2 separate regions of the Homo sapiens genome follow, and region 1 is linked to region 2. A link is an interaction called in ENCODE POLR2A ChIA-PET data of the cell type or tissue named here. Cell type or tissue: MCF 10A. All regions are shown on one strand.

Evidence for each region. ChIA-PET counts read pairs that join two places held together with the same protein. Peaks named below come from ENCODE experiments on the same cell type or tissue, not always from the same donor. Only the 100,000 strongest peaks of a DNase experiment are listed, where the experiment ranks them.
Region 1: POLR2A ChIA-PET joins it to region 2 with 5 read pairs; 4 of 35 experiments call an interaction of 5 or more read pairs at or near these places.

The regions. Positions count from the first base shown.
Region 1 is chr2:158,988,135-158,992,134 of GRCh38, reverse strand. The region is part of intron 1 of TANC1 (tetratricopeptide repeat, ankyrin repeat and coiled-coil containing 1); the gene reads right to left. Among named protein-coding and RNA genes, the nearest start is that of TANC1, 21 kb to the right of the region's middle. RefSeq lists an enhancer at 290-389. In MCF 10A, no CTCF peak of the experiment used is centred here; DNase peaks (open chromatin) are centred at 1,124 and 1,554.
Region 2 is chr2:159,136,136-159,140,135 of GRCh38, reverse strand. It overlaps TANC1 (tetratricopeptide repeat, ankyrin repeat and coiled-coil containing 1), which reads right to left. Exons shown (of 27, transcript NM_033394.3): 5 at 3,838-3,942. Among named protein-coding and RNA genes, the nearest start is that of MIR6888, 49 kb to the left of the region's middle. RefSeq lists an enhancer at 262-431. In MCF 10A, no CTCF peak of the experiment used is centred here; DNase peaks (open chromatin) are centred at 395 and 2,305.

The DNA.
Region 1 (4,000 bases), 150 kb after region 2:
TGTCTCAGCCTCCCAAAGTGCTGGGATTACAGACATGAGCCACCACACCCAGCCTAAACGTGTATTACTCTTTTCTCTCGCTTTCCAAACTTTACATAACATCACTTAACATTTATAATTCTTAAAATATTTTAATTGATGTGAGAGCACAGATGGAAGAGTGATTAATTTTGACTGAAATAATGTATGTGAAAGGTGAAAACTCTAAAAACCCCCATGAATGAATGCTGTTATTGTCAGAGCATGAAATAATCTAGCATTATGCATAATACTATGACACTGTAGTAGCACAGGTTATTTTTATGTTCTGCCACTTGGTTTCCAGCTCACCTGAAAATGTATAGTGTTAGTCATTTCTTTACAATATTTTCTTTCTTTCTTTCTTTTTTGAGACAGAGTCTCACTCTGTCGCCCAGGCTGGAGTGCAGTGGTGCGATATCAGCTCACTGCAAGCTCCGCCTCCCAGGTTCACGCCATTCTCCCGCCTCAGCCTCCCAGGACTACAGGCCCCCGCCACCACGCCTGGCTAATTTTTTTGTATTTTTAGTAGAGATGGGGTTTCATCATGTTAGCCAGGATGGTCTCAATCTCCTGACCTCGTGATCCACCCACCTCGGCCTCCCAAAGTGCTGGGATTACAGACGTGAGCCACCCTCCCCAGCCTCTTATATATACTTCTAAAGATACTCTATGCATATATATTTTTTGTTAAATAATATTCTTGGAAAATTTTCCTTAAGAGCACACATAAACCTACCTCATTCTTTTAACATCTGCATTCCACTCTATCGTATGGATGTACCAAAATTTACTTAATCAGACCGTGCACTGTAAAAATGCATGAGTATGTTATTAACACTATTTATATATTATTTTTCCTTGTATTTTTATTTTCTTTCCTAGCAAATTCTACATCTTCCTATCAAAACAGGAAATTTACATGTAAGTATTATTAATCAGTAACAGTGTATTTTAATCCCTAAACTACCTCTGATCTCTAGCCCTGCTGTTTTTTCTACTTTTTTTTTTTTTTTTTTTTTTTTGACACAGGATCTGGCTCTGTCACCCAGGTTGGAGTGCAGTGGCGCAATCTCAGCTCACCACAACCTCCACCTCGCTGGCTCAAGCAATCCTCCCAGGCTCAAGCAATCCTCCCACCTCAGCCTCCTCACTAGCTGGGACTGGAGCCGCCCGCCACCATGCCCATATAATTTTTGTATTTTTTGTAGAGACGAGGGTTTGCCATGTTGCCCAGGCTGTTCTCAAACTCCTGAGCTCAAGCAATCCGCCCACCCTGGCCTCCCAAAGAGCTGGGATTACAGGTGTGAGCCACAGCACTCAGCCCATAACCCTGAATTCTTCAGCAAGGTACACAAGGCCCACCAGCAAGTTCACACTCACCAGGCTCTCTAGGCTCATTTCCTAGGAATTCCTACTTCACACTGTTCCATCCAGCCAACCCCCAACTGCATGTAGTCCTCCTAAATACTCCATCCATTGCTCATGCTGTTGCTTTGGCTACAACCCATCCCACCTTGCTTGCTTAAGTGAATTCTTACTCAATCCCTCAAGACAGGGCTTAGGCATAACCTCCTCCCAGAAGGCTCTCCCAACCCTCCAGGCAGAGGAAATGCTCCTGTGCTCTGCTCCAGCCTCAACCTGGGTCTTGGCACTTAACCTCCTCAGGATGAATTCATGTGTCAGCCTAGCCCATTAGATTTTAAGTTCCTCCAGGATAGAAACCACATCTTATTCATCAAACTGCCTACAGTTTGATACAATTTAGTTCCTGCTGAATCAAACAAGAAGGGAACTTCTGAACATCTATTATGTGCTAGGAGCTACTCTAAAAGTACTGTACAAACATTATTTCTCACCTTGTAAAATGATCCCCATTTTGGCCGGGTGCTGTGGCTCACGCCTGTAATCCCAGCACTTTGGGAGGCTGAGGCGGGCAGATCACGAGGTCAGGCGGGCAGATCACGAGGTCAGGAGTGCAAGACCAGCCTGGCCAACATAGTGAAACCCCATCTCTACTAAAAATACAAAAAATTAGCCAGGCGTGGTGGCAGGGGCCTGTAACCCCAGCTACTCAGGAGGCTGAGGCAGGAGAATCGCTTGAACCCGGGAGGTGGAGGTTGCAGTGAACCGAGATTGTATCACTGCACACCAGCCCCTGTGACAGTGCGAGAATCCGTCTCCAAAAAAAAAAAAAATCCCCATTTTACAGATGAAGAAACTAAGGCCGTGAAGAAATTTATCCAAGGGCATTAGAGGAGGGCTGGAATTTGAAACCAAGTCTACTTTACTCCAGAATCACTGATCTTTCCATTATGCTATTCTGATGCATGTTTTGATGCTGAAAGCTAAGTCAAACATGCAGTCCTAAGGGACTTGACATCTTCATAATTATTATGGATACTCTAAGGGCACGACAGTCTCCCAAAAAGTCAGTCAAAAGCAATCTAAAATGTAGAACCAAACTGGCCGAAAACAAAAAAGATTCTTTTTTTTTTTTTTTTTTTGAGACTGAGTCTTGCTCTGTTGCCTAAGCTGGAATGCAGTGGCACAATCATAGCTCAGTGCAGCCTCGATCTTGCAGGCTCAAGTGATTCTCCCACCTCAGCCTTCCAAGTGGCTGGGACTATAGGCATGAGCCACCACGTTCAGCTGATTTTTTTTTTTAACTTTTAGTAGAGATGAGGTCTCACTACGTTGCCAGGCTGCTCTCAAACTCCTGAGCTCAAGCAATCCTCCCACCTCAGCCTCCCACAGTGCTGGGACTGCAGGCGTGAGCCACTGTGCCTGGCCTGAATTGCTAAACTTAAATGCCTGTTCCCAAATCATGGTGGAGCCAGGTGAGATCCCAAAGTACTGAAATTATAGGCATGAGCGACCTTGCCCAGCACCCCCCAAAAAAGTATTATAAACAAGCAAATTCTGCCAACAGCATCCACAAATCTGCATTTAGCATCCTCAGGGGGTATCTTTGAGGGGCCATTCAAAATGAACTAGACGTGCAGTCTCAGCAGCTGCAATAGTGAGGCTTATTTCCCCCAGTGTGCTCTCCCTGTGAACACTGTCAGTTATGGTCCACATTTCTCTCCCCACCCTGCAACTCCACAGTCCCCATATCACTCATTAAAACTGACCTTTGGACCAGGACCCCTAAAGGATCTACAAAATGACCAATTTTAGTCAGATACAGTCGCCCCAGGAAATGCCTATTAGGAAGCCGATAGTGAGAGTGGGCAAGGAGTGGGTGAGGAGGGCAGCACCGCAGGAGGTGGCAGGGGTCCAGTCGACCTGCCATGAGACCTGGAGGTAGGTACAGAGCCTCACCTGCAAAAACCCCATGAGGTAGGAAGAAAGAATGCCTGCTCTCTCTTAAGGCCTTCAAGAGGGCTGAATTAGACTAGCACTTAGCACAGAGCCTGGCATAGAGTGGGGGCTCAATTGGCTCCTGTTAAGTGACTGAGTAAACCAACCAGTGAGCAAGCCAACTTTCTCCTGTGTCCTCCCCAACACGATGGGGACTAAGGAAAAGAAGCTGGGAGCTGGGAAGCCCTGTCATTGCAACAGGAAGTAGTAACGGCATTTAGCAAAGGTGGAGGGGAAAATAAAGGAAGATGCTCCTCTCTCCCACACATCGGAAAAATGAACTAATCAGCAGCAAGCAGTTAATGAACCCAAATCTTGCTCCCGGGAGAGAAAGTAAAAATTATCCCAAGGGTAACAAGATACCAACAAAAAAGACACACAAGCTGAAAACAAAACGAAAACACTTTTTCTTTTTTTTTTTTTTTTTTGGGACAGGGTCTTGCCTGTCACCCAGGCTGGAGTACAGTGGCCCGATCTCAGCTCACTGCAACCTCCACCTCCCGGGGTTCAAGCAAGTCTCTCGGCCTCAGCCTCCTGAGTAGCTGGGATTACAGGCGCCCACCACCACGACCGGCTAATTTTTGTACTTTTTAATAGAGACGGGGGTTTCACCATGTTG
Region 2 (4,000 bases):
TCCTCCCACCTCAGCATCCTGAGTAGCTGGGACCAGAGAGGTGCACTGCTATATCTGGCTAATTTTTTGACTTTTTGTTGATATGAGGCCTTGCTACATTGTCCAGGCTGGTATCAAACTCCTAGGCTCAAGCAATTCTCCTGCCTTGGCCTCCCAAAGTGCTGGGATTATAAGGGCGAGCCACCACACCCAGCCCCTTTATGCTTTATACCTCTTTAATCCTCTATACCTGTCTGACCATCTAAAATGGTAATAAAAAACATAAGGTATCAAAATATTTACTTAAGCATATAACTAAAGACCCTCTCCTCCCAGAAGATAGTTTCACATTGAATTATTCTGCTCTTTCATATGTGTTAGCTTTATTTGCTTAGTCAGACTGCCAGGAAAAAAGTTTCGTCACTGACTGACATGAAGATATCATTTAAAAAAAGTTTCATCATATTTTGAGATTGATCTTCACAGAGCAATGACTTATGAGACTAAAAACTTTCTAGCCCCTCCTCAAAACTTGCCCTAGTAGCTAGAAATATATTAATGCAAACCTAAATAAATTATGGTTACCCCTAAATCAAAGAAATAAAGCGTGGATCCTGTTATAACAATCATCTCTAATTTATCTGAAGGTTTTTTTTCCCTTAACGCAGATATTGTTTGTGGGTAAATGAGCTTTCCCCTAAACGATATGTTGATTTAGCAATAGGAAGCTTACTCATTAAGAACTTATTCTACCTGACACACAGCTTATTAGGACCATTTGACATGAAAATGGGCTTTGTATTTTGTTTGATGATTTTATTAAGTCATCCGTTTTTCCTAGAGTAGAAAATGCTGTGTTTCAAATATATTTAAACATACTAAGATAGAATGTTTTTTCCTAAAGATGTTTCCAGGTGAGTGCAAACTCCTTCCTTTCCTTCCTTTCTTTTTTAAAGAGACAAGGTCTCACTATGCTGCTCAGGCTGTTCTCAAACTCCCAGTCTCAAGCAATCCTCCCACCTCGGCCCCCTGAATCACTGGAATTACAGGTGTGAGCTACAGTCCCCAGCTTGCAAGCTTTAAGAAACAAGTTATTTGCTTACAAAAAAAAATTCATCTTCTTACATCATCGAACCCACACTTCCCAGAAGGCTAAAACGTGCATCACACATAAATGCAATTACTTATAAATAAGCAAATTCAAAATGTTCTTTGGTTTGTTTTCCTTTGATTTAAAATCCAAACAGAGAGCTAAGAATCAAGAGTTGATGGAGCTACATGACCAAAGCAAAAGTGAGGCAGGAAAGTATTTCAAGCATTTAGGAATAACCTGCTATTTCACGAGTCCATGGGAAATTTCAAAAGCACTTCACAAAGAGCTGTTTTCAGTGGAGTCTGTTAGTCTGGTGAATACTGGCATGCTATTATTGACAGCACCCAGAAAAGCGTCTTAGAAACTTAAACAAGAATGTCCAAGGGAAATATAGATAACAGAAGACCACATTTTAAAGTAAAACTTAAGTGATGATGCTGATATTAAACCCTAAAAATGAGGGTTTGCCCATCATGTATCTGTACACACCTGGGTTAACACTCAAACTCAATTAGTTTTAGTCGGCTCTATCATTTCCTTTGGGTTCAGTGATCTGGATAAAATTTACACTTTGACATGGCAGACTTAATTAACCCCATTGAAATTTAAGGGACTCCATGGGGATTACAAAACATACCATTCTATACTAATTGTCCTGTTCGACTTTGTTAGGCAGCCACCTCTCCTCATCAACCAAGAGAAAGCTCACCCTGCTGCGGCATCCACCAACATCATGGCTATCTTCAGGCAAGACCATGCACCCACAGACGTGAACTACACCTGCTCCCGAGACACTTAACAAAAATGAAAACATACCCTGCTTCTTAATTTCAGGCGAAACCGAAATGTCTGGTCCTGTATTTGTAGCCCATAGATCTCATAACTTTGGTCCCCATGAAGACTAAAGATGCCGAATCAGAAAGCTCAGGTCTCAGGAGTGAGCACACATGCAAACTTCAGGCCACTCCAGCAAGACCAATTGCTGCATTTGAAATTTAGCTCAGCCCACAGCCAAGCATAAGAACACTTCCATTCGTCAAGAAAGGTGGCCAATTCTGCTTTGAGCAAGGGAGAAAAGTTAACAATAGGAACTATTTATAACCTTTTATTGCCTAATAAAAATCCAAATTTTCTACCCCCACTCCCACACCAGGAGGAGGAGGTCCCAATCCCTGTACAGAACCTTAACGATACTCCCAGCCAGGGAGGAAGAGGTTACATAATGGAGCCTAGGCCAGCCAAAATGCCAGGGGCATAATTGACCAGGGCTACAAAGGCTTTGGTGGGTGGGGAAGAAGGGAAGAGGTAGGTAGCAGGCTTAATCTGAGCCAGGCAGACAGCTTAGACATTTGATGACTGATATTCACTACAGAGAGAGAGATTTTACTTTCCTTTCAGGACACCGAGGAGAGAGAGAACAGACTGCCTGCCCACGTGAACGCACAATCAAGAGAGGCCTCATGTACCAGCAGTTGGCTATCCTAACCAGACACCACAGTGGAATCTCCACCTTCACCAGCAACATTCGGTGTGCACAAATCCTCAGCTCAAATCCTCTTCCCTCAACCACACAATGAGTGCCTGGACAGAAAGGAAAAGGGTGGCATTTCTCATGCCAAGACACCTGCAATAGCACCTCTTGCCTGCCCAGAGTGCCCAGTGCCTGGCCCCATCTTTTCCCCATGTCCCAAACTCCCCTTCCCTTCCCAGTTTTCAGCTTTTGCTGATCCTTCCTCACAGCTCATTTTTAGCTATATTTTTACCACCACTCCAGTATATTGTCTTCCCATGTCCTACTTATTACCCACTCCCTGCCATACAGCACCAGCAACACAAAAGGCACACACAGGTTAGGACATAAAGGGTCTGTATCTCCCACCACCCACAATTAGGCAGAGGAAGGTGCCAGATATGCCAAAGTAAAAATATGGTTGAGTTCTCTTTCAGCATTGCTACATAAACTTTTGTCCACACTGAGGATAAAGCAAGCCCCTTTACATACAGCAAGATTCCTAGTCCCATGTTTCTGCAGAAAAACAGGGTGGAAATTCAAAACACCCAAATTAAAGGCAAGAGAGATGTGAGTTGGGGACTCCCCAGAAAGGAACAAACAGGAAAATTCTTGAATTGATTTTTTAAAATAAACAACTATGAATATATCTGTTAAATGCTGCAAATTTGTAATGTCACACATATTTCCAGGTATAAAATACATATACATATAAAATGTCTTTAAAAATATTTCCATCAATTTGGTTTTTTTTTTTTTTTTTTTGCTCCTACTTCAACATCCCCTAAAGAAAAACTTCAGATGTTAAAAAAAGCAGCCTTCAAAAGACACCAAATGCTTTTTTTAAAGCTAGCAATTACATGCTTTGTCCAGTTAAGGTTTCAGCTTTTCAGCCAAAGCCTGTTGTTGAATTTTCTCAAGCAGTAGAATATTAAAAACAAAACAAAATCTTGGAAGCAATCTACTGGGTGACGCTTCCTATCCTCCAAGACCTGGTAGGTCAAAATTCAGAGGAAATAGGACTCAATCCTTAAATAATGCATATGTACCCACTTAACTATTTATACGCCAGGTATACAATTTCCAAGAATTTGCGTTAGCCAAACAGATCTCTGTAACTGCTGGAGGGGAAAATACCTCCCAAATACATTCTCAGCAAAGCAGTACTGCAAGGACACTCAAGTTTCATTCAGAAATGAAGTGTCATTGTATAAAATCTTTGGTAGAGGGGGAAGGAAATCACTGAAATTCTTACCATGCTCATCAGGCTCTGTTGGCTTGGCTACTTCTCTGAATGGCATTATAACTGCATCTCCAGGCACTCTGGGGCTTTCCACATACTTGGGCTTCCTGACGGGACCTGTAGTGGGAAAGATCTGAGTGTGGCTAATTTTTTCCAGATGCAAACAAAGCCTTGG